3 separate regions of the Mus musculus genome follow, and all the other regions are linked to region 1. The links are chromatin loops, found by intact Hi-C in ENCODE. Cell type or tissue: heart. All regions are shown on one strand. Links, peaks and the distances in the headings refer to the core of each region. The heading gives the core; the rest is flanking DNA. Region 1 overlaps Gm33858 (a long non-coding RNA gene). Region 2 overlaps Wdr48 (WD repeat domain 48). Region 3 holds the start of Xirp1 (xin actin-binding repeat containing 1).

Evidence for each region. Peaks named below come from ENCODE experiments on the same cell type or tissue, not always from the same donor. Only the 100,000 strongest peaks of a DNase experiment are listed, where the experiment ranks them.
Region 2: a loop joins it to region 1, with 10 times the contacts of the local background. A loop is called at or near these places in 4 of 42 quality-filtered maps.
Region 3: a loop joins it to region 1, with 8 times the contacts of the local background. A loop is called at or near these places in 32 of 42 quality-filtered maps.

The regions. Positions count from the first base shown.
Region 1 is chr9:120,068,422-120,076,728 of GRCm38, reverse strand. Gm33858 (a long non-coding RNA gene) reads right to left here. Exons shown (of 3, transcript XR_003948274.1): 2 at 6,840-8,307; 3 at 5,678-6,623. Among named protein-coding and RNA genes, the nearest start is that of Cx3cr1, 4.3 kb to the right of the region's middle. In heart, for the core only: no CTCF peak of the experiment used is centred there; a DNase peak (open chromatin) is centred at 3,368.
Region 2 is chr9:119,909,275-119,917,581 of GRCm38, reverse strand. It overlaps Wdr48 (WD repeat domain 48), which reads right to left. Exons shown (of 19, transcript NM_026236.3): 8 at 8,007-8,231; 9 at 6,484-6,558; 10 at 5,113-5,215; 11 at 3,857-3,954; 12 at 749-856; 13 at 375-471. Among named protein-coding and RNA genes, the nearest start is that of Gm2449, 19 kb to the right of the region's middle. In heart, for the core only: a CTCF peak has its summit at 3,969 (motif pointing left); no DNase peak of the experiment used is centred there.
Region 3 is chr9:120,016,492-120,024,798 of GRCm38, reverse strand. Xirp1 (xin actin-binding repeat containing 1) reads left to right here and starts at 1,201. Exons shown (of 3, transcript NM_011724.3): 1 at 1,201-1,365; 2 at 4,980-8,307. The coding sequence starts at 4,984. In heart, for the core only: a CTCF peak has its summit at 4,368 (motif pointing left); DNase peaks (open chromatin) are centred at 3,378, 3,498 and 4,228; H3K4me3 peaks cover 2,647 bases; H3K27ac peaks cover 2,544 bases.

The DNA of each region.
Region 1 (8,307 bases), core at 1,145-6,144:
CCAGTCCTGCATGGCCATGGGCAAGGGACAATGTGACATGTTTCCTGCCCCTGGAGCAGAGCCAGCAGGGCATGGACTTCCATGAATGTTTATGGTTGTAAGGCTTGGTTGTATATTTTACTCTTTTGGGGGAGTGTCTTCTCTACCAAGGTTAATAACTCCATGATAATCAGAGACAGCTTGAATCCAGTGAGGGTGTGTCTAATGTCCTTAGCAAAATGATGAGCCGGGCATGGTGGAGCACTTGGGAGGCAGAGGCAGGCGGATTTCTGAGTTCGAGGCCAGCCTGGTCTACAGAGTGAGTTCCAGGACAGCCAGGGCTACACAGAGAAATCCTGTCTCAAAAAACCAAAAAAAAAAAAAAAAGATGAATGCTGTGTGACCTTCAGGACAGCCCATAAAGCTGTAGGAAAGAACTCTAGTTGAGTTCAAAATATTTATAAACATGATTTCTCAACTATACAAAATATAAGGATGCAATATGAATTACATGAGGGACTTGACTTCACAGACCTAACAAAACAGAGGCAGCATCGATATAGTCAGCTTGTCAGAAAGATCCAGAAAGAGATAAGGAAATTTAGACAGTGGTGATCCCAGGGCAGGACCTCACCCAGCTAAGTTTATTGTCTGTGCTTGCAAAGGCAGGCAGGCCTCTGAATTCATTTGCAACATTAAAAAAATATATATTTATGCTGGCTATTTTTTCCTAAGAGTCAAGGGTCTAAGGACATGGAATGCTGATTCATGGGATGGTCAAGATGGAACCAGGAGTAAATTACTGGATTGATATGTAGATAAAAGACTGGGCCATGGTCTACAAGGAGAAAGCTACTGAGAGAACTGTTTGGAGAACAAACACAACTCTTTAAGAGTTTTTTTTTTTCTAACAAGATTTCTGGCTTTTGTCGGAAAATCCAAGAATTTATTCTAGCAACTTTTCTGACTTTGGTGGGAAAACCCACGAGCTATCCAGAGAGCTTTTAGGATTTTTTTTTCCTAGCAGGAGAGAGCTGTCTCTAGCAGAGAGCTGTCTTGAGCAGACTGCAGAGCCAAGCGCTATCTACAGAGCTGTCTGGGGAGCCATCTCCAGCAGAACACAAGGCTGTCAGCTTGAACCCTGCGATTGACTTCAAGTTGTTTCTTTTGCTGCCCCTAAGCACTCCTTCCTCAGGAGCCCCTCTTCTAGCTAAAGCTGATTCCTAGTACACATATACATGAGAACACACATCAATAGACACACAAGCATTCATGCACAGATATGTACATACACACACTCACACACCACCATATACACACAACTTACACACGCACATACACATACAACTCACACACACATACACACACAACTCACACACACATACACACACAACTCACACACATATACACACATTCATATACACACACAGCACACACACACACAACACACACACACAGACCAGAGTTTGCTGTGCCTACAGAGGCAAGGATTTGTCATCAGCTGCAGAAGAAGAAACGACAGAGGGCTTTGGTGGAGAGAAGAGCACACGGCCATAGTGTTTATCAGACAGACTTGGTAGTGTCCTTAGGAATGTCTGTTGTCTGTGGGGCCTGTTTTGTAATTTACTGAGGCAGCAGGGCAGTGAGGAAACTCGCCATCCCAAGAGGTCCTTCCATCTAAGTTTAACCCAGAGTTCCCACTCCCAAGGTAGGCTGTGGAGACCACAAACTGTGGATGACCAGCTACAGAAAAATACTGATTCAGGAGACTGTTAAGTAGAGAATGGCCTTCCAAAGCCTCCCTCTCTCACAGAGGCAGCAGGACACCTCCAGATACTGCTGATCCTTATTTCTAATGGCCGGCTTTCCTTTACTGGCTGGAGCAATTGGTTCTGAGAAAATGGCCGTGTTGGTTTTAATAGGTGACTTTATTCTGAGTTCCCATGTGGGCATATATATATAGTCTCATAGTGAAAATGTTTCCGTCAACAGCGCACCACGACTTCAATGGTAGTTCCAAGAGATCATATCTCCTAATGACGTGGGTGCTTCTCAGTTTGTGTAAGGGCACCCTGTGATATCTGATAACGACAGAAGTATCTAGTGACATCTTTCTTAGGTGAGTCTCCTCTGTTAAGGAACACATGACTGTATGTCACATGTACCTTTTCTTCATACAGAATAAGAACTGCTGACTGGGAGTGGAAATTGAGAATTATTTTTGGAAATAATTATTGGAAATTGACCTTGTTTTTCTTCAAAACCTCTCCAGCGCTGAGAGACTGAAGTGTGCTCTCAATGTCATGTGACCCAGTTCTGGTGGCAGCACAGGATCCTTAGGCCTGGGAGATAGCCCCTAAAATACTTTCATTTTCCTTCCTTCCTTCCTTCCTTCCTTCCTTCCTTCCTTCCTTCCTTCCTTTCTTCCTTCCTTCCCACCTGTTCTCTCTCTCTCTCTCTCTCTCTCTCTCTCTGTTATTGTTCTTTTGGTTTTGTTTTGGGGTTTTTTTGGTTTTTTTGGTTTTTTGGTTTTTTGGTTTTTTTTTTTTTTGGTTTTTCAAGACAGGGCTTCTCTGTATATCCCTGGCTGTCCTGGAACTCACTCTGTAGACCAGGCTGGCCTCGAACTCAGAAATCCGCCTGCCTCTGCCTCCCAAGTGCTAGGATTAAAGGTGTGTGCCACCACACCCAGCTTTTTGTTTCATTCTTTTGAGACACAGTTTCTCTGTGATTCTGTGTAGCTTTGACTGTCCTGGAACTCACTATGTACACAGGCTAGCCTGGAGCTCAGAGGTCCACCCGTCTCTGCCTCCTAAGTGCTGGGATCACAGGCGGGTGCCACCACCTCCCATCCTAAGTACATTCGTTTCTTGTTTTTAAATTTATTTTTTACACTCCATATTCTATCCCCCACCCCACCCCCATGCACCCTCCGACTGCTCTACATCCCACACCTCCACCCCACCCCACCCCGCTTCCAAGTGGATGTTCCCAACCCCCAAGCCCACCTGACCTAATCTCCCTGGGGCCTCCAGTCTCTTGAGGGTTAGATGCATCATCTCTTACTAAAGTACGTTCTCAAATGCATAAATGGTTGTTCTTTAGGAAGCCATGGGAAATCCTCACTTTGTCAATAGCAAATCTAGAGATGTACATTGGGAATCTGACTGGTCCCAGGTCCTCTGGGCCCTGAGTTCACTTCTGCTCCCTAATGTGTGGCACACCTGAGAATGTGCAGCTCATAAGCTGATGGGTGGAGCCCAGATGACACCCCGGCCCGCAGGTGCACAGGGCAGACTTAGATTGTCTGGTTCTCAGCTCTGGCTCTTTGACCTGCTGCCCAGCCTGTCTCAGCCCAGGCCTCAGGCAGCAGTTCACCTCATTGCCTCAAGAGGGAGCTCCAAGGTTGCCAAGATAGGAAATTGTTGGAAGCGGGTGACTGACCAGGCCAGCCTTTTCCTGTCCCCAGCTGCAGCTGCCCCCTTGGAGAAGCAGTGGTGGCCACTTACTCTGCCTGTGGGCCCTGAGGGCACCTGCTCTGGGCTCTAGAACCTTACAGAAGCCACCTTGTTTCCAAGGCCAGATGTTGCACATGTAAATCTCTGATGTGAGTGGCAGGTAGCCTCAAGTTGTCCCTTTAACTTCCTTCAGCTTCAGTCTCCTCACCTGAAAGGAAAGACTGAAAATTCAAACACAGGTGCCAACCAGGGAGAAAGGAGGAGAGGCAGGGAGGGTGGGGGATGGGATGGGAACCTGAGTAAGATACAAAGATACAACAAAAACTCCAAACCGTTCTTCTGAGTGGGCAAACCGCCATACACGTAACCTCAGCACTTGGGAGGTGGAAACGGGAGGATCAGGAGTCAAGGCCATCCTCAGCTCCATACTGAGCTCCTGGATAACCTGATAAATTAACATCTGACTTTATATCTCAATCTCCAGGGCTACTGTGATAACTGTGACAATCTGGGGCCTTTGTTTTGTTTCTGATGATTTTGGAGCCTGGAAGACCAAGCTCCAAGTGTCAGTGGATTCGTTCTGAGGATTCAATCTGTGGGTTGCAGGCAGCCATGGCTCACTGTGTCCTCTGTGTCCCCGTCCCCCCCCCCCGCCCCCAGGTTGGTCTCAAACTTGGATGAGCTTGGAGTCCTCGTCCTCCACCTCTGAGTGCTGGGATGGTAGTTGTGCCTCGCCTCACTGGCTTGCAGGTGCAGGAGATCAACCCAGAGCAAGCACTGTACTTACCAAGCCACACCCCAAGTCATCATTTTCAGAGGAGACCCTCACATGTGAGTGAAGGCTAAGTGTAGCTTGGGAGAGAGGGTGGACTGTGAGGGGGGCAGGGGGGGCAGCCTTTGGAACACCAGCAGCTCTGTCCTTGGTCTGGTGCCGTTTCCCTGTTCTGGTAAATTCTGACTTCACTACTGCTTCCTAACATAGGGCACAACTGAGAACATAACAGATGCCCAACCTGGACCATTTCCCCTTATTTATCTACGTAAAACTGAGTCTCGGTACATTCGAGTTGCAGGATCCACCTTAGCCTCTGGGTAGTGGGGAGAGGGCACACAGCTGGGTGCTCCCCCATTAGAATTTAAGATGATTTTTTTTTCCTAGTAAACAGAGCTTTCAGAAAAGCAGAGAGAGAAGCCTGTCTGACAGGGTTGGGTGGTAATGGGGATGGGCTGCAGAGAATGCGGAGAGTTCTAAAGGACCCTGGATGTCAGCAAAGCCCAGGGAAGGGGGCAGCTCTACTTGGCTCCCTGACAGTGAAGCATGTTCTCTGCCACCTGGTCCCTCTCCTGGAGCCGTCCCTGCAAAAGTGAAGCCTGGATCCCTAGGCAGACATTGCTCCTTCTTCTGTGAGCCCCCAGCTTTTTAATCTCTTACTTATCCTGCCTGGGTAGAAGGTGTTTTTGCCACTGCTACAACTTACACCAACCTGGCCTCAACTATGTCGGGGTTGTTGCTGCTGTTTCGAGATAAGACCTCCCTCTGTAGCTCAGGCTGGCCTCCTAGTCGCAGCAATCCTCTGGCCTCCAAGTCGCAGCAATCCTCTGGCCTCCAAGTCACAGCCGTCCTCTGGCCTCGGCCTCCCAAGTGCTGGGATCCCAGGGATGAGTCATATCACCCTCCAAGGGGGCAGTGATTAGTGGTGGTGATCAATAATTATTAAATAGTTAAGGGCTGTGGTGGTAGGAATGGAAATGGCTATCCCACAGCTCATGTGTTGGTTAACTGTTTGGAAAGAATTGGTGGGTGTGGCCTTGTTGGAGGGGGTGTGTCACTGGGGATTTAAAAAACCATTCCCAGTGTGTCTCTCTGCTTCCTTCTTTTGGATCAAGATGAGGATTCTCAGCTGTTCCTTCTGCCGTGCCTTTACTCCACCACCATGGGCCCTAACTCTCTGAAGCCATAAGCTCAACATTTCCTTCTTTTATAAGTTGCCTTGGGTTTAGCTGAGTATCACAGCGTGTTGTCCTGGGAGCTTGTCCTGGGGTAACAGAAGAGCTCAGAAGTTCTAGCTTGGAGGGCTGAGGTGAGAACTTAGATCTAGAATAGGCTGGCCACAGAGCAAGAGCCTGTCTCAGAAGCAAGGGAAACCTTAGGCAACATCTGATGGTTTATTTTGGAATAAAAAAGAACTTTTGCTTCCATTTGTTTTGTTTATTTTGGGTTTTTTTTTGGGGGGGGGTTCTTCATTATTTAGAGAATACTTTATTAGTTTTTGTAATCAAACCCACGTAGATAAGACCTTACATATTTAACACAGTGCATTGCCCCTGTACAAATGGGGAAAAAATTAAGTCCAACATTTCTAGACCAATATGGCTGTCCATTTCTGTTCAATGCCAACTCAACACAGTAAACTGGATACTTTTTTCCAAAGTTGACAGCACTTTTGCTTCCATTTGTAATGCACCGTAGTTCAGCCACCTCCAAATGCTACTGCTTAGAAATACTTTAATTGGGAGCTCGGTAGTTAAAAGCACTGGCTGCTCTGGAAGAGGGCCTGGATTTGATTCCCGCCCCACTATGTGACTCACAACCCTAGTCTCAGGGGACCTGGGATGCCCTCTTCTGGCCTCTTTGGGTCCAAGCATGCATGTGGCAGTGGCCATACAGACAAACACTTATATCCATAAAATAACAAAAATAGGTCTCGAAAGAAATAGTTTAATAGGAGGCTGGAAAGATGGCTCAGTGGTTAGGAGTGCTCACTGCCTTCTAGAGGTCAGTGTGGGTCCCAGCACCCACGTCAGATGGCTCACACCCACATATAGCTCCAGAGCCAGGGATCAGTGCTCTATTCTGGACTTCATTTATGCTATATAGACTGTACACACACACACACATGCACACACATACATGCCCACACACACTTGCACACACACATGTGCATACATACATGCCCACACATACATGCACACACACTTGTGCACACATACATGCCCACACACACTTGCACACATACATACCCACACATACATACCCACACACACTTGCACACACATGCACAGATGGATGAGGTACAGTCTGTGGCCTTCAGGTCCATAGAGCAGGCTTGCTGCCTCCTCACCCTGAAATGGGATGTCCTGCAAGCTCAGGCGAGCTCAGTGCCCTCGGTGTGTGCAGCCGTCCATCTGGGAACAAGGATACCAGCGTGAGTTACTGACACTCGTCACAGAGCTCACCTGCTGCGGCATCCATGAGCAGGACAGGCTGGCTTGTCAGCCCACAGCAGGTGAGGCAGGGAGGAAAGGCATGCACAGGCCAGGGGATGTGTGTGCTGGAGAAGAGGAAGCGGATAGAATGCAGTGGGAAGTAAAAAGAAGCCATGGTGCTGAGAACATGCTCACCAGACAGAAGAGAGGAGCCTCCGAGAGTGCTAAGTCTGTGATGCTACGACTCGGGGTCCTCTCTGGCACATGGGTAGATGGCCGGATGGTGAGATGAATAAGATGGATGGGAAGGGAGTGGTGGGCACAGGGTACCCTCAGGCCCCAGCTGAAGGTGGAGTTGTGTGGGAAACAGACACGGATGAGATTGGTTGACAGCAACAGTAGGAGATTCTCAGCCAGATTCCAGACAGGAACACGAGGAAGAGCTTGAATGCCCTGGGGATACAGCTCAGATGGCAAAATGTTAGACTAGCCTGAGTTCCATCCCCAGCCCCTCATAAACGGTGGAGCATCCCAGACTTGGGCAGTGGAGGCAGGAGGATGAAAGGCTCAAGGTCTTTTTAACCCCATAGCTATTTAAAGTCCAGCCCAGGATGTGTGGGACCTATCTCAACAACAAAACAAACAAAAACAAAGCCAGGGGGCTGAAGAAATGGCTCGGTGGCTAAGAGCACACACTGCTCTTGCAGAGGACACAAGTTCGACTCCCAGCACCTATAGTGATGGGCAACTCACGACTGCCACAGGGAGATCTGAGTTCTCTAGCCTCCCTGGGCACATATACATAATTAAAAAGAAAGCTCGAAAACAAAAAGTTTAGCAGAAATGAATAAGGACACGGAGTCGGTGAGCTGGAATAGGATGGGGGTGGTTCTGGGAGGAGAGGGGTAGAGGAGGGATTGTGATCGAAATACATGTGAAGTTCCCAAGGAATTCATACAAATAAAAGCCAAAAAAACAAGAGCTGAAGTGGGGACAGGATCGGGGTGAGGAGCTGAGCCCCAGGGGAAGCTGAGTAGCCCCTGACTTAGCTGCTGGGGCAACGGGAAAGGGCCAATGTCTGCGAGCCTGTGAGGATCTGCTGGCTCTCTGTGAATCTCTCCTGCAGGGAAAGAAGAACAGACAGGGAGGCCAGAAGGAAGGAGAAAGGGAACTAACCGAGGCTTCCTCAAATGTGAACAGCTGGAGAGCAACTGGAGCTTTTAGTTCCTACCTCACTGGACAAAGCAGGCTCCTGAGAACTCCCAAGAGTTGTGATATGGTCAGTGGTCAGCGAACCTGGGCCCAGTGCTGCACAGGGGGTACCAGAGGCTTCCTAAGAACACTGGAAAGCAGAGGGGCCCTCACAGCTTGCCTGAGACCCCTATTAAGGAGAGCTTGAGACCTGACTTGTGTGCTGCTGGACTCCGAGGCTACAGACTGCCATCTCACTAGGAATAAATAATATCCATCCACCCCCAGGTCTGCCAACCCACAGCCCCCTGTAAACCTTAGGTCTCAGTAATTCCTAGGTCAGCCACCACACAGTCTCCAGCAATCCCCAGGTCTGCCACCCAACAGTCCCCAGTAGTCCCCAGCAGTCCCCAGCAATCTCCAGGTTTGCCCCAGTCTCAAGTCCCCTAGATTTGAAATGCAGGCTCTCTTG
Region 2 (8,307 bases), core at 1,331-6,330, 160 kb after region 1:
ATGTTATTCACAGATATACTCCCCTAAAGCCAGCAACCTTGTATTTGTACACATGTTGGATTGTTACACACCAAATTCTTAGAAGAGTGCTTAGTGAGATACAGTGTCAGGATGTGCTTGGGCAGTGGTGATGTACATCTTTAAACCCAGAACTCAGCCCAGCACTCGGGAGGCAGAGGCAGGTGGATTTCGGAGTTCAAGGCCAGCCTGGTCTACAGAGTGAGTTCCTGGACAGCTAGGACTACACAGAGAAACCCTGTCTTGAAGCAAAACAAACAAACAAACAAACAAACAAACGACAGTAAGAGTCATGATGTGGGGAGCACTTCCAAAGATGACCAGCCACCTTCTTTAATTGAAGACACTTAACTCACGTTTTGGGTCTGACCCATCAGGACTGCTAAAGCCAGCATCTTTCGCAGAAACCCAGGCAGCGAAGCAGTCACTCTCATCCAGGGTAATGGTCAGCATCTGTTGGAGGCACAGTGTCAGCAGCTCGCTCTCCCTCCCCTCCTCTCCAGCACCTGACCCTGCAGCATCCGTACACCAGACTAAGGCTAAGCCGTGCCTCCTGGGATTCAGCTACAGCTTGCTTTACTCAAGTGCCAGGCTTAAATGACAGCAGAGTAAGATGGCAAAGCAACTGCACATATCACATTTAAACACAGCGAATTCCTTAAGAATAATCAGGACATGGAGGGGATCTTCAACTATCCAAAATCACATAAATACTGATTGCCTAACTCACCCCTGTTTTTAGGTCTACTGAGAACCAATTTGGAACATACACCATTTTAAATCTTTTCTTAATTTCATCTTCAAAGTCCACTTTGCCCAAATCTTCCACTTTGCATGCCTGCGTAAGAAAGCACAATGGTCAGGATGAAGTAAGGAACCAACTGGCTGAAACTTCATTCTTCCAAATTTCACATTTGCTTAAATAATTCTAAAATATACTTCAAAAATATCATAGCTAACTTCTTTTATTCTAAGGCTTTCACATAACTACCTGCTAGCAAACTATTAAATTAGTGAGGGGAGGGATGGCTCAGTGGTTAAGAGCACTTGTTGCTTCTGCAGAGGAAATGGGTTCAGCTGCAGTGGCCACCAGCCTCATAACCATCCACTTACTCCAGGTTCAGGAATCTGGTGCCCTCTTCTTATCTCCCTGGCACCAGGCACAGGTATGATGCACAGACATATGTGCAGGCAAATGCTCATACACATAAAGAAAAAAAACCGCTTCATCTTTTTAAAACTGAAAACAATCTTTTCTAGGGGATGTGGCTGTAATTTAATTTTTCTAATACTAAGTTTCTAACACTCAGCTAGAAGCACCATCAAGTAAATTTCAAAACAAAAGGGAGAAAAGTAACCAAGAAACATGGTTAGAAGGGCTTGCTTATCGAGCGCTAAGTTTCTTTCGGACAACAGCTGGTTCAGGGACTAACGGAGAGCTTTCCTCTCCTGACCACCTTAATACTTCTATGGCTGGAGGGATGGCTCAGTGGTTAAGAACACTTATTCTTGCAGAAGACCCAAATTTAATTCCCAGTACAATACTATATGGTGGCTCAGAACTATATAATTTCAGTTCCAGGGAATCTAATTACCTCTTCTGACCTATGTAGGTACCTGGTAAACACATGCATGAAGGCAAAACAGGCATACATACACAATTTAAACAATCCTTAAAAAAAAAAAAAGACTTCTGAACACCTCTCATTCTAAAAATGTAGTACTTCCCCAAAACCTTAAACATCTTAAGCATCTTTGGTGCTAGGGTAGTTTCCACTTATAGCTCTTTAGTGCTGAACACCAACACAGTTTCTCCCTAGTGCTCAGTTCAACACTAGCATGGCTTTTAGTACCCCAGTAATCTCCTCACAGGTAAACATGACCTCTCCCGCATCCTATAGCTCCATAATGTCCCAAGGAAAGCATACACCACTGTAACATACCCAAATCACAGGAGACGCCCATTTCCCGAAGCTTATGACATTTACTGCACCACACACATATTCCTTGGTCCTAGCTGGCACCCCCAGACCATTTTCCCCTAACTCTCTGGAAACCCAAGCCCTGCTCCATTCAAATGCAGTCACAGATGGCATATTGCCCCTCAGATCTCCATTGTATCTGTCACCATAAAATCACTGTCTCCAGCCACAATTGGACCATTACTGCTACCTGGAAGTGTGCGTGCATGTGAATACGTAAGCAAGCCTAGACAGAAACTCCCTTTTTTCCTCCTCCCAGAGGGGTTGGGGGGAAAGGTGCCCTCTGGTTATGTTCGGGTCTTCCCTGGGAGACTTACATACTGACAGTCCCCACTCCAATGGATTCCTCTTAGGAATAGTCAAACAGTTTCAAATTCTTCCACCCTAAACACACCTGAGCGCGCGCGCACACACACACACACAGCCCACAGAGTAAAAACAGCCTCTCCTTGGATCTTGCTCCTAACCCTTTCCCAACTACCCCCCCTCTCTACCTAACTCCTGTAATCCAGTGACTTCAAGACAGTTTCTTTCTTCATTGCCGTTAACACTGAACCCACTGGCTCCTGCCTGCAGGGCTCGTGCCAGAGTCCACTCTCATGGCTCTCATTAACTCAGCTCCTTTCTGAAACCCTCACTTGTCCTTGAGCTGTCACTGGCTTCTGGTTTTCTTACCCATCTTTATCACTCACACACTGGTGGCCTCCTCCTAAAATCCTTGACAAGAATGATGGCTCAGTTTACCCTCTTCCTAGTCCTGCTTCTTGGAAATCCTGACAATCCTCAAGACATCATCTGTAATGCCCACGCTGAGGGCTGCTGTGTGTTTATAGCCTGCACAGGTGTCCACCTAGCAAGATAAACTCACATGCACCATTTTCCTGATAGCTGGGCTGTCGTCGTCTGCCTCTATCACTTCAGTCCACAACAGAAGCGCAGGACTCATCCTCACGCCTTCCTCTCCTTCACAGTCTCCGTTGTCTTTCTTTTGTTTCCCACCCATCTCGTTGTAGCAGATTCCTATATGCTGAGCCCTGTGTTGCATGGTTCTGAAATATGTCCTTGACATCACCAGAGAATGGGTTCCCCTCATTTCTGGGTTGAGGCCACAGGTTTCGGTAAGTCCAGCAGGTCATGTGGCTACAGACTAGAACACAGTTCTGCCCTCTCCTTCATGTCCCCAAACTTCCTTGACTTCTTCTTTACCCTGTTAGGCTTATTATACCAGATCATGTGACCTCAGGACTTTCAAGGTTCATATCCAGACATGGGAAGCCGTTTTTTGTAGAGATGACAACCATGACACACATACCCTGGAGCCTCACCAAATAGAACTCTATCCCATTCAGACAGCAGGGTTCTACTGAGTGCAGCTAACAGAGCAAGACCAGGGAACAGGACCACAGGCAGCCCCAGCCTGCTAGTTTAACTAGAGACACAGCATGGCAAGACTCTTGGGTACCGTGGAGACACTCAGTGATGGGGAGGGCGCAGTCTGGGAAGAGTCAAGCAGTTTTGCTGATGGTTAGGGCTTTTCTGGATCCTCCCAGTTACCATGGGACCCTTTTGTAAAAGAAAGGACAGGACAGAATGGCTCTCCTTACACTCAGTGAATGATCCAGCCTAAATGCCCATAGCATAATGATGAGAACCTTCCAAAATAAAGCAGTGTTCGATATGATTTGTAATACAGTGGCCAGGGAAATGGTTTACATGCTTAAAAAGGTTAGCTACTACCATACATACCATCCTATATCCAAAAATATCCACCTCCAAATAAAGTATTACTGTAAATAAATATTATCATGTACAGAGGAGGAAAACTAAGGGAAACAGAGGACACAACAGGCACTCACCTTCAATACATCCCAGTACGCCACATTGTTATTCGTATCTTTGGTTAATATGTGTCGCTTGTCATTTAGGATGTGGCACTGAATAATACTAGCGCCCCCTAAAGGAGGAAAAAAAAAACAACTGGCAAAAGACAAAAAGACTGGGGGGGAGGGTATGGGGGACTTTTGGGATAGCATTGGAAATGTAATTGAGGAAAATATGTAATAAAAAATATTAAAGAAAAAAGAAAAAAGAAAAAAAGACTAGTACTCCTCACTGTCACGGAGTTGGTTCTCCCCTCCCCTTCTCTGTTTACGTGGGTTTTGGGGAGAGGAGCGGAGCTGTGCGGACTGAGCAGCAAGTGCTGAGCCAGCCTGCCAGCCTGGCCTCTACTCCAGCCTTCCCTTCCTCTGCACCTCCTCAACCGTGTCTTATCCGGAGGTGGCTAAGTGCTCCAGATCAATGTGTCAGGCAGGATTCTAGTCCTAAGTGCAAACGTTAAACGCAACTCCACCCCCTTTTAAAGCTGACATCTGGCTTGTGCCCAGACAAGATTAAAGATATTTTACCCTGGCTACTGTGTTGTAGGGTAGAATATGAACAAGAGACTAGTGTCACAATACACAGTTATAAAGGCAGCCCTTTTGTATACCGAATGCAAAAGGTGTCCTGTCCTGTTTGCAGCAAACAGCTGAAGACAGTGCATCAGACACAGGCGGACACACAGAGCACCAAGGTTCTCACTCACTCAGAAAGCAACCCTTAGGTCTGGGAGAACGGACCTCATCGCTATACATGCATGTACTGAAGCACCCCATGCAAGCCCTCATCTGTACCACCAATAGCCATTAATTAAAAAAAAAAAAATCAATCAAAAACTCATTTCTTGTGACTGCTGGTAGGTGGCCTGTGGGCCCCACACTCCTGTGCATATGGACAGCACTGATGGGACCCAGTCGGTTATTTAAAAATCACTCATGAAGGTAGGAGGGGACATGCTGAGGAGGTGTGAAGGGACCAGAAGAGATGACCTGGGAATAGGTATGATGATGACGACGCGCGATACACATGGCAGAAGCAGTCAAAGAATACATCAAACACGTTCTTAAAAACCCTTCTCATCTCTTACCATCATTTTCTTGTGCTAAAAGCAAGCACAGGTTACTGGGCTTTTGTCTATAGCAGCACTGCATTTAAAGAAAGGCCGCCACTTTGAAAGTCATCATGCTCATTAACTGTAACCTCATTAAAGTCTGCTTGCCTGGGGCCTTCTTACCTTTAATAACTTGGTCGGGCTGTGTGCAGAGGGGCGTTATGGGGTTTGTACAATCATTGTCATAATCACCAGAGGCTCGAAAATTATGAATTCCCTTCAGTGTCTAAAGGAACAAAATTAATAATTTCAGCATTTTATGTTCTCCAGGCTTGTCAAGAGTTGAGAATGTTATAGCTGTAGAACTAGTAAATGTTGAGTTATCACAGGTACATGAGACATACCCAATCACAGCAGGAAGCCACTGAGTCAACCAGCAAGAAATCCCCAACAAGTCTTAAGGAGAGAATGTTGAGCTTTCTTAAAAAGAAAAACTTACAACTATCCCCAAACAAACAAAGAGCAAACCCACAAGGCTCTGTGGTACTCTGAATGAGAATGGCTCTCACAGGCTCATATATTTGAATTTTTGAAAGATTAAGAGGTGTCATTTTGTAGGAACAAAAGTGTCACTGAGGGGCACCTTGTGACTTTAAAAGCTTATGCCAGGCCCACACTCTGCCTGCCTGCAACTTCTGGACCAGCTGTGAGCTCTGAGCTACTGCCCCAGCGCCATACCTGTCTGCCACTACATTCCCCACCATGATGGTCATGGACTAATCTCCTGATTAGTACCCAATTCAATGCTTTCTGTTGTAAAGTGCCTTCACGTTTTATCACAGCAACAGAACAGTAACTAAGACAGCCCTAAAGCAAGGCACTATTCCAGTTAAGATTGTAACTGACAGACACAAAGGCACTCACAGAAGTTGTGAAGCTGACCTGCACACAAACCCTCCCTCCCCCTAGCTCCCAGAGTCAGCAACATAAGAAAGCTGAGCTCCTTAAGTAAGGAGCTGGTGCTATGAGGACCTAACTGCCCAATCTATATCTACTGACCCTGCTTTCCACAACTTGGAGAAAGGCAGGAAGTCAGAAGCCAGCCTCCTGTTCTATTACCTTCAGAAAAATGGGTATGTGGACTGTCTGCTTCATTCTTTTTGTGTGTTTAACAGAAACAGTGTCTTGCTATGTAGCTCAGGCTGACCTTGAACATGCAGCACTCCCATCTGTCAGTCTCCCAGGCAGGAGTCCAGCTGGACTGCCTATTCTCAGGTGCAGTATTTTAAGGTCAGAAGCTGTCTGACACTGACTGGTTTAGTCAGGCAGCACTGTTCTAAGTACATCAAGCACATATCCTAGCTGGTAACAAAGAAAAAGCAGCTTCATTTTGCCCACCAATGTCAGGGTTACTCCCACTCTTGGGATTACACCTGCATTCCCATGGGAATGTGGATGGGGCCACAATGAACCTCTGCTGCTGGTACCTGGCATGTCTGAGATAGCAAGCCAACCATGTCTACGGACTTGTCACAAGCACGGTCATGCACTTACCCACTTATTTACTGTGGACTTTGTTGTTGCAACCCAGATTGCAGGAGGGGGATCTGCTGATCTGTCAAGTTCCATCTAAAAACCAAACACAAAAGTCTTCTTTGTCAAGGGCTGATAACTGAGCTGTTGGCCCAGAGGTGAATTATTAGCACGTGAAACATCAAGGTACATCACTCCTTTGTCAACACCTGTACACCACCTGCACCAGGCTTGCAGCAGTAAGCTGTAGACGCACAGGGAAAGCAGTCACCAAAGGAGTCGCGTCTTGCAGAATTGGAGAGGCTGAATGGTAGGTGAGCACCCTCCCACCAGAAAGCTACTTGCAGCTGCTCCTGTGTATGTGCACGTGTGCAGCTGGCTCACAGTTTTAAATGAGGTTAACTGTTGAGACCTAAGCGGGCACAGCCAAAAGGACAAGGACTTTCTGAAACAAAAGCAGCATTCTGCTTCTGCTATTCTAGTTTTTACTCTGTGTGTGTGTCTGTGCACTTTTCTGAGATAGGTTCTTGCTGTGCCTTTGAAGTTAGCCTTTGGTGGCCACCATGCTTAGCTTACATTCTTAATGAGGAAATAAATTTCTTCCTTTTTTTGAGAATGCTTATAGAAAAAAAAATCCTAATACAGTGGATATGAAGTTAGCCCACCCCTGGGGGATAGGCTCCCAGGATCACATCACCACATGCCCTCTGGTCCTTTCAAAATGCTGTACATTGAATGTAAGACATATATTTATGCTCGAATGGAACCACTCTTCTTCTAACATCAGGAGACTGCAGCTAGAGTGGCATTTCTTGACTCTTGGCTACCAGGAATTCTCAGTGATTGTCTTCAACATATAGGTACCCGGGGCTGCCTGCTTTATATTGCCATCCACAGCCAAGAGCTGCCAGCACCTGCAGTGCTCACATGACCAAGTCTCTTCCATGGCTGCTTCCTCTGTGTCCCTGGCAGATGCTTCCCATCTGTCCTGACTCCCCCAGGTCTGCTGGGAGGCAGTGTGTTTGCACTCTGATGCAACTGGCTCTCCTCCTTCAGGAGACCTCCCATTCCTCAGTGCTGAGGCGGAGGCCTTAACACTGACACCTTTTTTTTTTTTTTTTTTTGGCTTTTCGAGACAGGGTTTCTCTGTGTAGCCCTGCTGTCCTGGAACTTACTCTGTAGACCAGGCTGGCCTCGAACTCAGAAATCCACCTGCCTCTGCCTCCTGAATGCTAGGATTAAAGGCGTGCGCTTATCTGTTCACTGACACCCTAACTGCTCGTGTTCTTCCCTGAGCAGGGCAGAAGAGCCAGGCAAACTCTGCAGCATGCCTGACAGCATCACTAGAATTTATCAACAGGAAGTTATCCATGCCCCAGAGAGGTACTTCAGATATCACAACGTGTCTACACCAAGACTCTCCCTACCCTGTTGAGGACAGAGGGTCTTCTTGACCCCATTATCTGGTTCATATTTACTGCAGATTCTGCTGTACATACCCAAAGCTCACAACCTCAGTTGGGAAACTCAAAAACTCAACACACCTTGAGAACTGGTGCTTTTTCTTCACAAATCAGTACCCGAATGTCAGGGTTCCTTAGGTCTGTGCAGTAGATTTTCCTGTCTCGTCCTCCAGAATATACATGTGTAAAGGCATCGTTGACCTGTAGGGCCCAAACACCTTCATCATGGACTCGGTATGTTGCTATACATCTCTGCTGGCCAAGGGACCACAGGCGAATGGTCCCGTCAGAACTCCCAGAGAGGCACTGTGAACAAAGGAAATAAGGTGAGGTGCTTCTGGGAGCAAGCCAGTCTGAGATGAGCAAACCCAACAGGTGTGCT
Region 3 (8,307 bases), core at 1,847-6,846, 53 kb after region 1:
TCGATGTCTGACCCTACCCGCCCTTGGGGGTTGGAGGTGAGGTGGTGCAGAGTCAATGACAGACTCCAGAACAGGTGAGAAAGGCTGCAGCAAGCTCTCTCTATGCTGCTCTAAGCTCCTTTAATACCCTCCACCCATGCCCCATTGGTACCAAGAAAGCGTCTCTCCTAAACAGCAGAACCTGATTGGCTGGCATTGTCTGCACCAGCAGACAACTATCTCTCAGGCAGTCCTCAATTAGGTCCTCCTGCAGGAGATGCTTTTGTGGCTCTGCGGCCCGCAGGGTTTACATAAAGGCGGTGCCATTCCTGCTACACCCACCTGGGACAAAAGCCACTTCCGTATTTTCTGTGGCATCTCTCCACACCAGCCTTAGCGCCAAGTAAGTGACGAAGCCTGCCAGGTCCCCCGGGGCTCCGTGTGACTGAGGAAGAGACAGGTGCACAGTCTGTCACTCCATCTGTGACCACGAAGATGATGACTCCAGGGTCAGAAATAACTCCACAGTCAGTTACCATGTGTAGGTCCTCCCAGCCATTCCCAGAGAGTCTGGGCCGTGAGTCAGAGGGAAGAGTCTAGAAGGAGCCATGGACCCAGATCACTGGGCTGGGACACCATGCATTCAGCCTTCAGATCTTTTGATAAATTAAGGGCCTGTTCCTTCAGAAATCTCGCTCACCCCCAAGTTTACTTCCCTCATAGCTTCAAAGACCTGGACTGTGGAGCTAGGGTAAGAATAGACGGGAGACAAGGCCAGCTTTGTTTTTGCACGGAGAGAAACAGAGGTTGAGCCTTTTACATGAAGGTGACTCTGGTAGTGAGAAGCCTGGTCCTGCACTCAGGGAGATGCTGGGCTTTGGGCTCGGTGGACCATGTGTGGTAACAATAGCTCAGCATAGAGAGAGAGGGCCTGCGGGATGAGAGGACAGGGTCACCCACACGTCAAGTGTCCCCCTATTCATCTCCTCAAAATAACCTAGATGTCTCCATCCAGGACTGAGTCACCCACCCCAGTCCTCCGGGCAGACTTGGGTTGAATGGGACTCCTCCTCCACCCTAGCCCTCCCTAGCCCAGAGGAATTGTAACTGATTCCCCAGGATGGAAAAGTGACTTCCACGAGCCCTAAAAATAACCGGACCACTTAATACTCCGAACATAGCCTCTCCCCCGCCCCCACCCTCACCCACCCCTAGCCGGCCAGATAAAGGCAGCTGCCTGGTTGGCAGAGAACGGAGACCTAGAGCCAAGGTAGAGAGAGGCAGGGGACCCAGGAACAGAACAGAACTGACAACAAAGAATCCCGGCAGAGCGACAGACCCCAAGGCTAGACACCCAAAAGCACCCAGACACCAGCCAGACCCTTGGTGAGTACCCTCCCCTCTTGTGTTATAGGCTAGGCTACCGCTCTACTCCGTGGCCCTCTGGACCTTGCAGCGTGGGTGTCAGGAGGGAGTCTAGCGGTAGCGGGGAAGGTGTGGAGAGGATGTGGTACAGGTGTACAGGCCCTCAGCGAGGAAAGCCACCAGGACTTATCTCTAGAAGGTAGCAAGTGTTTGTATGTGGTCAGAAGTTGCTGTGGCTACCTCAGGCGGGCCCAAGAAACAGATTCATTCTGATCTAGTATCATCGAGAGGTAGTTTCACTTGGTAGCCGGGAGCTTTGTGTTGTTTTTAATTTTTAAATTACAGTTTTGTTTATTTTGTGTGCATGTGAGTGGGTCCATGTGTCGTGGTGAAAGTGTAGGGGTCAGAGTACATTGTTTCTCTTTGACCATGTGTATGACACATGATAAAAACAGGACTGGAAATAACAGGTCCTCAGAAATAACAGGACGTACCTGTACCACTGGCCCATCATTCTGGCCTGGAGTTCTGATTGTTTTCTGTTTTGTTTGAGACAGGATTTCTCAGTGTAGCCCTGGCTGTCCTGGAACTCGATTCGTAGACCAGGCTGGCCTCGAACTCAGAGATCCACCTGCCTCTGCCTCCAGAGTGCTGGGATTAAAGGTGTACGCCATCACCGCCAAGCAGAAGTTTTGATTTTTCAGATGCAGCTATGAGCCCGGGACATAGCTCAGCTGGTTATGTGCTTGCATAGCATGCACAAAGCCCTGGGTCCACCAAATAAAACCAGAAAAGATGCTGCATGTTTGTAATCTGTGTCAGGAGGGTCTGAGGTCCAAGGTCATCCTCAACTACTCGCTAAGTCCGAGGCCAACCTGAACTGGGTGAGACTCTGTCTGAAAAAGAGATAAAAATGCTGAAGGCCAGAGACCCAGGACAGCCAGAGCCAAACCATGGCCCAGGGCAAGCCCAGTCCCCAGCTATTGCTGGTCACGGTCTTAGCATAACCGGCCCCAGCAAGCAATGTTGTGCCCAGGCTAGCCTGTGAGTAACTTCCCTCCTGAGGCAGCTTTGGTAGAATGACTTTGTCCCATGGGGACATCCTCCAGCTAAGCCTGGGGTGACTCAGGATGGAGAGATCAGATCTGAATGTGCCCAATGGTAGGCATCTAGAGCAGGCTGGTGCCTAAGAGGGTCCGAGGTGGAGGTGGGTGGTCCTGACTTGCTGGCAGTGCTGAGTGACTGTCTCGGCATAGGGGACCTGCTCATGGACAGTTTTTGAAATTACTATACCCTAAACCTGCCCCCCCAAACCTGCCCTCAGAAGTCTCAGGCCAGATGAGAGTGGAGCCGGGAAGCCTGAAAGCCTGCCGCAGCCTTTTCTGAGACCTCAGCTGAGCCTCCATGGGCAGCCCCTGTCCCCTTGCTGGGTTTCTGTATCCCCTAACAACAGGCCATTAGATTCTTTGGCCTCTGTGACCCTAGCAAGGATTCTGGGGATCCCTGGGAGTCTGAGCTGGGGACAGCTGGCAGTCTGTATAGGAAATCTTCCCAGGCCACTCTCATGGTGACTAGATAGAGCAGAAGTGGGGACAGGCATGGGTTTGTGTGTGGTCTCCTACACAGAGCTCAGAGACAAGAGGGACCACCCTGAGGTTTTGCTTGGGGCTCCATAAGGGGATATCAGATCTTGCTTCCTCATATCCTCAGTGGAGAGGCCAGAGAGGGAGTGGGGCAAAAACTCTCCCTTCTCCTCCTTCTGAGGTAGGAGGTCAGGAGGACAAGAGGTCAGGAATATGCTCTGTCCCTTGTCACCAGCGTCCCTGCTTTGCCGCACATCCTCGGATGCCTTTGGGCAATTGGTATCTGCAGGTTGGCCTACAGGGCAAATACCTTGGTACTTCACAGGAAGCAGAAGTCAGTGTCTTCCAGAAGCCCAAAGTATGGAAAGGGCATGGGCACACCAGGTCTCCCTGGCTGAGTTGGAACCTCTTTCTGAGTGCTATGATGTCTGCCGAGGCCTGGACCTCAGCTATATTTAGTGCTAAGTGCAGGGCGGAGCAGTGGATTGGGGTAGCAGGAGGGGGCACATATTTTACATTCTTTTTCTAATGGCCTCTGGGGACTGTCATAACACCTGTCGCAAGACAGATAGGACATATATGAAACAGAGCAGAAGACGGCTGGAGGAGTGTGAGGCCTCTGAGGTGTGTGGAGAGTTAGGGAGAGGCATGCCTTGCTGGAAGCTGGGGCAGGATATAGATTCTGGCTCGAAGTCCTCCCTGCCCTAGAGACTTTCCAAGCTATGCTTGCTGGTACACAACTGGGGAGGGCATTCTGTGAGCCAGGGCAGGCCTCTCATGTCCAGAGCTGCTTAGGCAGAAATGACCTTAATCCCACAACGTTCTATCACACACACATACCCTGGATACATCACCTTCCAATTCTCCTAGAGATGCAGGACTGGAGGGGTTCGGGCTCATGGCAAATAACAAAGCCCAGCACACCCAATCCTACAATTTCCTGGGAGTCAGGCCTTCAGTAAGGTCTAGGGACTGGAAGTCAGCACAGCCTATATATAACTCATTCTGCAAGATCTGACCCGAAACTCAAGCTTCTTATCCTTAATTGCAGAGAGCTGTGGGAAAAAGAAAACTTAGGACTGGCAAGGTGACTCAGCTGGGACAATGCTTGCCTAGAATGCACGAAGCCCGAGTCCAATTCCCAGCATGTGCACTGGTGGCACATTCCAGAAATCTCACACTTGCAAGGTGGAGGCAGGGGGAAGTTCAAGGTCACCCTCAGTTTGAGAACAACCGGGGTTATTTGAAACCCTGTCTATATGTAAAATGAAAACCCTGACCTGGAATTCAAACATTGGCTCTGCCCAAACATGAGCAATTCCCCCTTCTTGGGCCTCTACTTTGCCAGCAAGGACCCAGGGGCCTGGGAAAGGTTGGAGAGAGCCAAGAAGTGGAGGTTAGAGAAAGGTTTCTAGTAAACATGCTAAGCGCGCCCTCTGGTGGTGTACATGGGAATTTCACCACTATAGGAAATGAGTCTTCATTTAATTTAGGTTTTTGCCAAGACAGCAACTCTTCAGCGCCCTCACTACTTGGGAGTCTGCTGAGTATAAATTTTGGTTGTTTGGTTGGTTGGTTTTGGTTTTTGGTTTTTGGAGACAGGGTTTCTCTGTGCAGTCCTGGCTGTCCTGGAACTCACTCTGTAGACCAGGCTGGCCTCGAACTCAGAAATCTGCCTGCCTCTGCCTCCCAAGTACTGGGATTAAAAGCATGCGCCACCACTGCCTGGCAGAATAAATGATTGTGACAGAGGGAGACGTAGGTGATTCATCCAGCTTTCCTACTGGATATTTGGATCCCTCCAGGGGCTGGAAGGAGTCTCCAGGCTAGCTGTGCCCTGCTTGATCCCACTGATCCAGGTGAAACTAGGAAGCAGGGACTCATACTGATGAATGGATGGACTATCATACTCCAGCCCCAGAGTGAGCCCCAGGCTAGAGATCCAGAGATGTGGGAGCCCCTTAGTAGTGGCCACACAGTCCCGAGCCTTTCTCGTGCTAGTTAACCCAGGAACTGCTCCTCACTTAACTCAGGTTCTCCCCTTCTTCCCAGAAGGATGGCTGATGCCCAGATGCAGGTAGCTCCTACACCAACCATCCAAATGAGGACAGAAGAGGACCTGTCCCTCCCTCATCCCTCAGCCCCAGAGGGTCTGCCGCCACCACCCCCCAAAGAAACCTTCTCCAAGTTCCAGCAGCAGCGGCAAGCCAGTGAGCTCCGGCGTCTCTACAAACACATCCACCCTGAGCTTCGGAAGAACCTCGAGGAGGCTGTGGCTGAGGACCTGGCGGAGGTCCTCGGTTCGGAGGAGCCCACTGAGGGCGATGTTCAGTGTATGCGCTGGATCTTTGAGAACTGGCGGCTAGATGCCATTGGCGATCACGAGAGGCCGGCTGCCAGGGAACCTGTGTCAGGTGGCAACGTCCAGGCCACCTCTCGAAAGTTTGAGGAAGGCTCCTTTACCAACAGCTCAGATCAGGAGCCGGAGGGACTCCGGCCATCAGGGGGTGATGTCCAAGCTGCCAGACAGATGTTTGAGACCAAGCCACTGGATGCGCTGAGAGGCCAGGAGGAGGCAACACAGACAACCATGAGGGAACCTGCAGCCACTGGAGATGTACAGGGAACCAGAAAGCTCTTTGAGACTAGGCCCCTGGACCGACTGGGCTCCCGCCCCTCTATCCAGGAGCAGAGTCCTTTAGAGCTGCGCTCAGAGATTCAGGAGCTGAAGGGCGATGTGAAGAAGACGGTGAAGCTGTTTCAGACGGAACCTCTATGCGCCATCCAGGATGCCGAGGGCACCATCCACGAAGTCAAGGCTGCCTGTCGGGAGGAGATTCAAAGCAATGCAGTGAGGTCTGCTCGCTGGCTCTTTGAGACCCGACCTCTGGATGCCTTCAACCAGGACCCCAGCCAGGTGCGGGTGATTCGGGGGATCTCCCTTGAGGAGGGAGCCCTGCCGGATGTCAGTGCAACTCGTTGGATCTTTGAGACGCAGCCTTTGGATGCCATTCGTGAGATCGAGGTGGACGAGAAGGACTTCCAGCCATCTCCGGATCTCATCCCTCCTGGCCCAGATGTTCAGCATCAGCGACATCTGTTTGAAACCTGTTCCCTGGACACTCTGAAGGGTGAAAGAGAAACAGAGGCAGAGGTGCCACCCAAGGAGGAGGTGATTCCTGGCGATGTCCGCTCTACACTCTGGCTATTTGAAACAAAACCCCTGGATGCTTTCAGAGACCAGGTCCAAGTGGGTCACCTGCAACGGGTGGGTCACCAGGAGGGTGAGGGGCTTGTGACAGAGTGTCTACCCAGTAATGGTACTTCGGTGTTGCCTCTGTCTCAGGGTGTCCCCCAGAATGATGGGTTGAAAGGGGATGTGAAAACCTTCAAGAATCTTTTTGAGACCCTTCCCTTAGACAGCATTGGGCAGGGTGAGCCTTCAGCCTATGGGAACATAAACAGAGGACAAAACACTGATTCTGCCGAGCAGTCCCAGGGTTCTGACGCCCCGGTATATGCTATGCAGGACAGCAGGGGACAGCTTCATGCCCTGACTTCTGTCAGCAGAGAGCAGGTAGTTGGAGGTGATGTTCAGGGCTACAAGTGGATGTTTGAGACACAGCCCCTGGACACGCTGGGTAGAAGCCCCAGTACCATCGATGTGGTACGAGGTATCACTCGGCAGGAAGTGGTGGCTGGGGATGTCGGCACCACTCGGTGGCTCTTTGAGACGCAGCCATTGGAGATGATCCACCAACAAGAGCAACAGAAACCAGAGGAGGAAGAGGGGAAGGGTCCAGGAGGCCCCCCCCCTGAGCTCCCCAAAAAGGGTGATGTACAGACTATCCGTTGGCTGTTTGAGACCTACCCTATGAGCGAGTTGGCAGAGAAGCGAGAATCTGAGGTCACAGACCCCGTGAGCAAGGCTGAGACACAGTCCTGCACCTGGATGTTTGGGCCCCAATCTCTGAACCCAGCAGAAGGCTCTGGGGAGCAGCACCTGCAAACCAGCCAGGTTCCGGCTGGAGACAGGCAGACAGACAGACATGTCTTTGAGACTGAATCTCTGCCAGCCTCAAACCAATCCAGTGGGAGAAAGCCTGTAAGGTACTGCAGCCGGGTGGAGATTCCTTCCGGGCAGGTATCTCGGCAGAAAGAGGTTTTCCAGGCCCTGGAGGCGGGCAAGAAGGAGGTCCCGGAGACCACAATCAACCTGGGGTCCATCCCCACAGGCTCTGTGCATAAATTCACCTGGCTCTTTGAAAACTGTCCCATGGGCTCCCTGGCAGCTGAGAGCATCAGAGGGGACAACCTCCAGGAAGAACAGCCAAAAGGCTCTGCAGGCCATGGGACACCAGAGAGGCAGGAGACAGCAGCCGAGAGAACCCTTCGGACTTTGCATGCCACCCCCGGCATCCTGCACCATGGAGGCATCCTCATGGAGGCCCGAGGGCCAGGGGAGCTCTGTCTTGCCAAGTATGTGCTCCCAAGCCCAGGGCAGGGGCGCCCCTACATACGGAAGGAGGAGCTGGTGTGTGGTGAGCTTCCCAGGATCGTCCGTCAAGTGCTGCGCCGGACAGACGTGGACCAGCAGGGACTGCTGGTTCAGGAGGACACAGCTGGGCAGCTCCAGCTCCACCCACTCACGCTGCCAGGGCCTGGTGACCCTGGGAATATTGAAGACATGGACCCTGAGCTCCAGCAGCTGCTGGCCTGTGGCCTGGGAGTCTCTGTGTCAAAGACGGGGCTGGTGATGCAAGAGACAGGACAGGGCCTAGTGGCACTGACTGCCTACTCCCTCCAGCCCCAGCTTACCAGCAGGGCCCCTGAAAGAAGCAGTGTGCAGCTGCTGGCCAGCTGCATAGACAAAGGAGACCTGCACAGCCTTCACAGTTTGCGGTGGGAGCCGCCAACAGACCCAAGTTCTGGACCTGCTACTGAGGAGTCCCAGAGGGTCCCCCAAACTGAGAGCATCATACATGTTACCCCATTAGACTCCACCATGGAGATGGGGCAGCTGAGAATCTCAGGATCCACACCCTGCCCACCTCCATCTCGGGCAGCTGGAAAAGTGGTCCTTCCAAATGGGAAACCTGTAGCCCAAGCTCCATTGCAGGAAGCAAGGAAGAAAACGGATATCAGCCATGCTGGGCAGAAAGGGAAGGCAGCCTCAGGAAGACCAGAAGGAACCATTGCTTCCCCTCTAGGGTCTGGGGCTCCAGATCTCCAGGAAGCCATGCAGAATCTGCGTTTGGCAACCGCTGAGGCCCAAAGCCTGCACCAGCAGGTTCTGAGCAGGCATCCACAGGGCTCTGACCCTGTAGCCACCTCCATGCCTGTCCAAGATGTTCTGCAAGCATCCACTCCTGCCACTGGG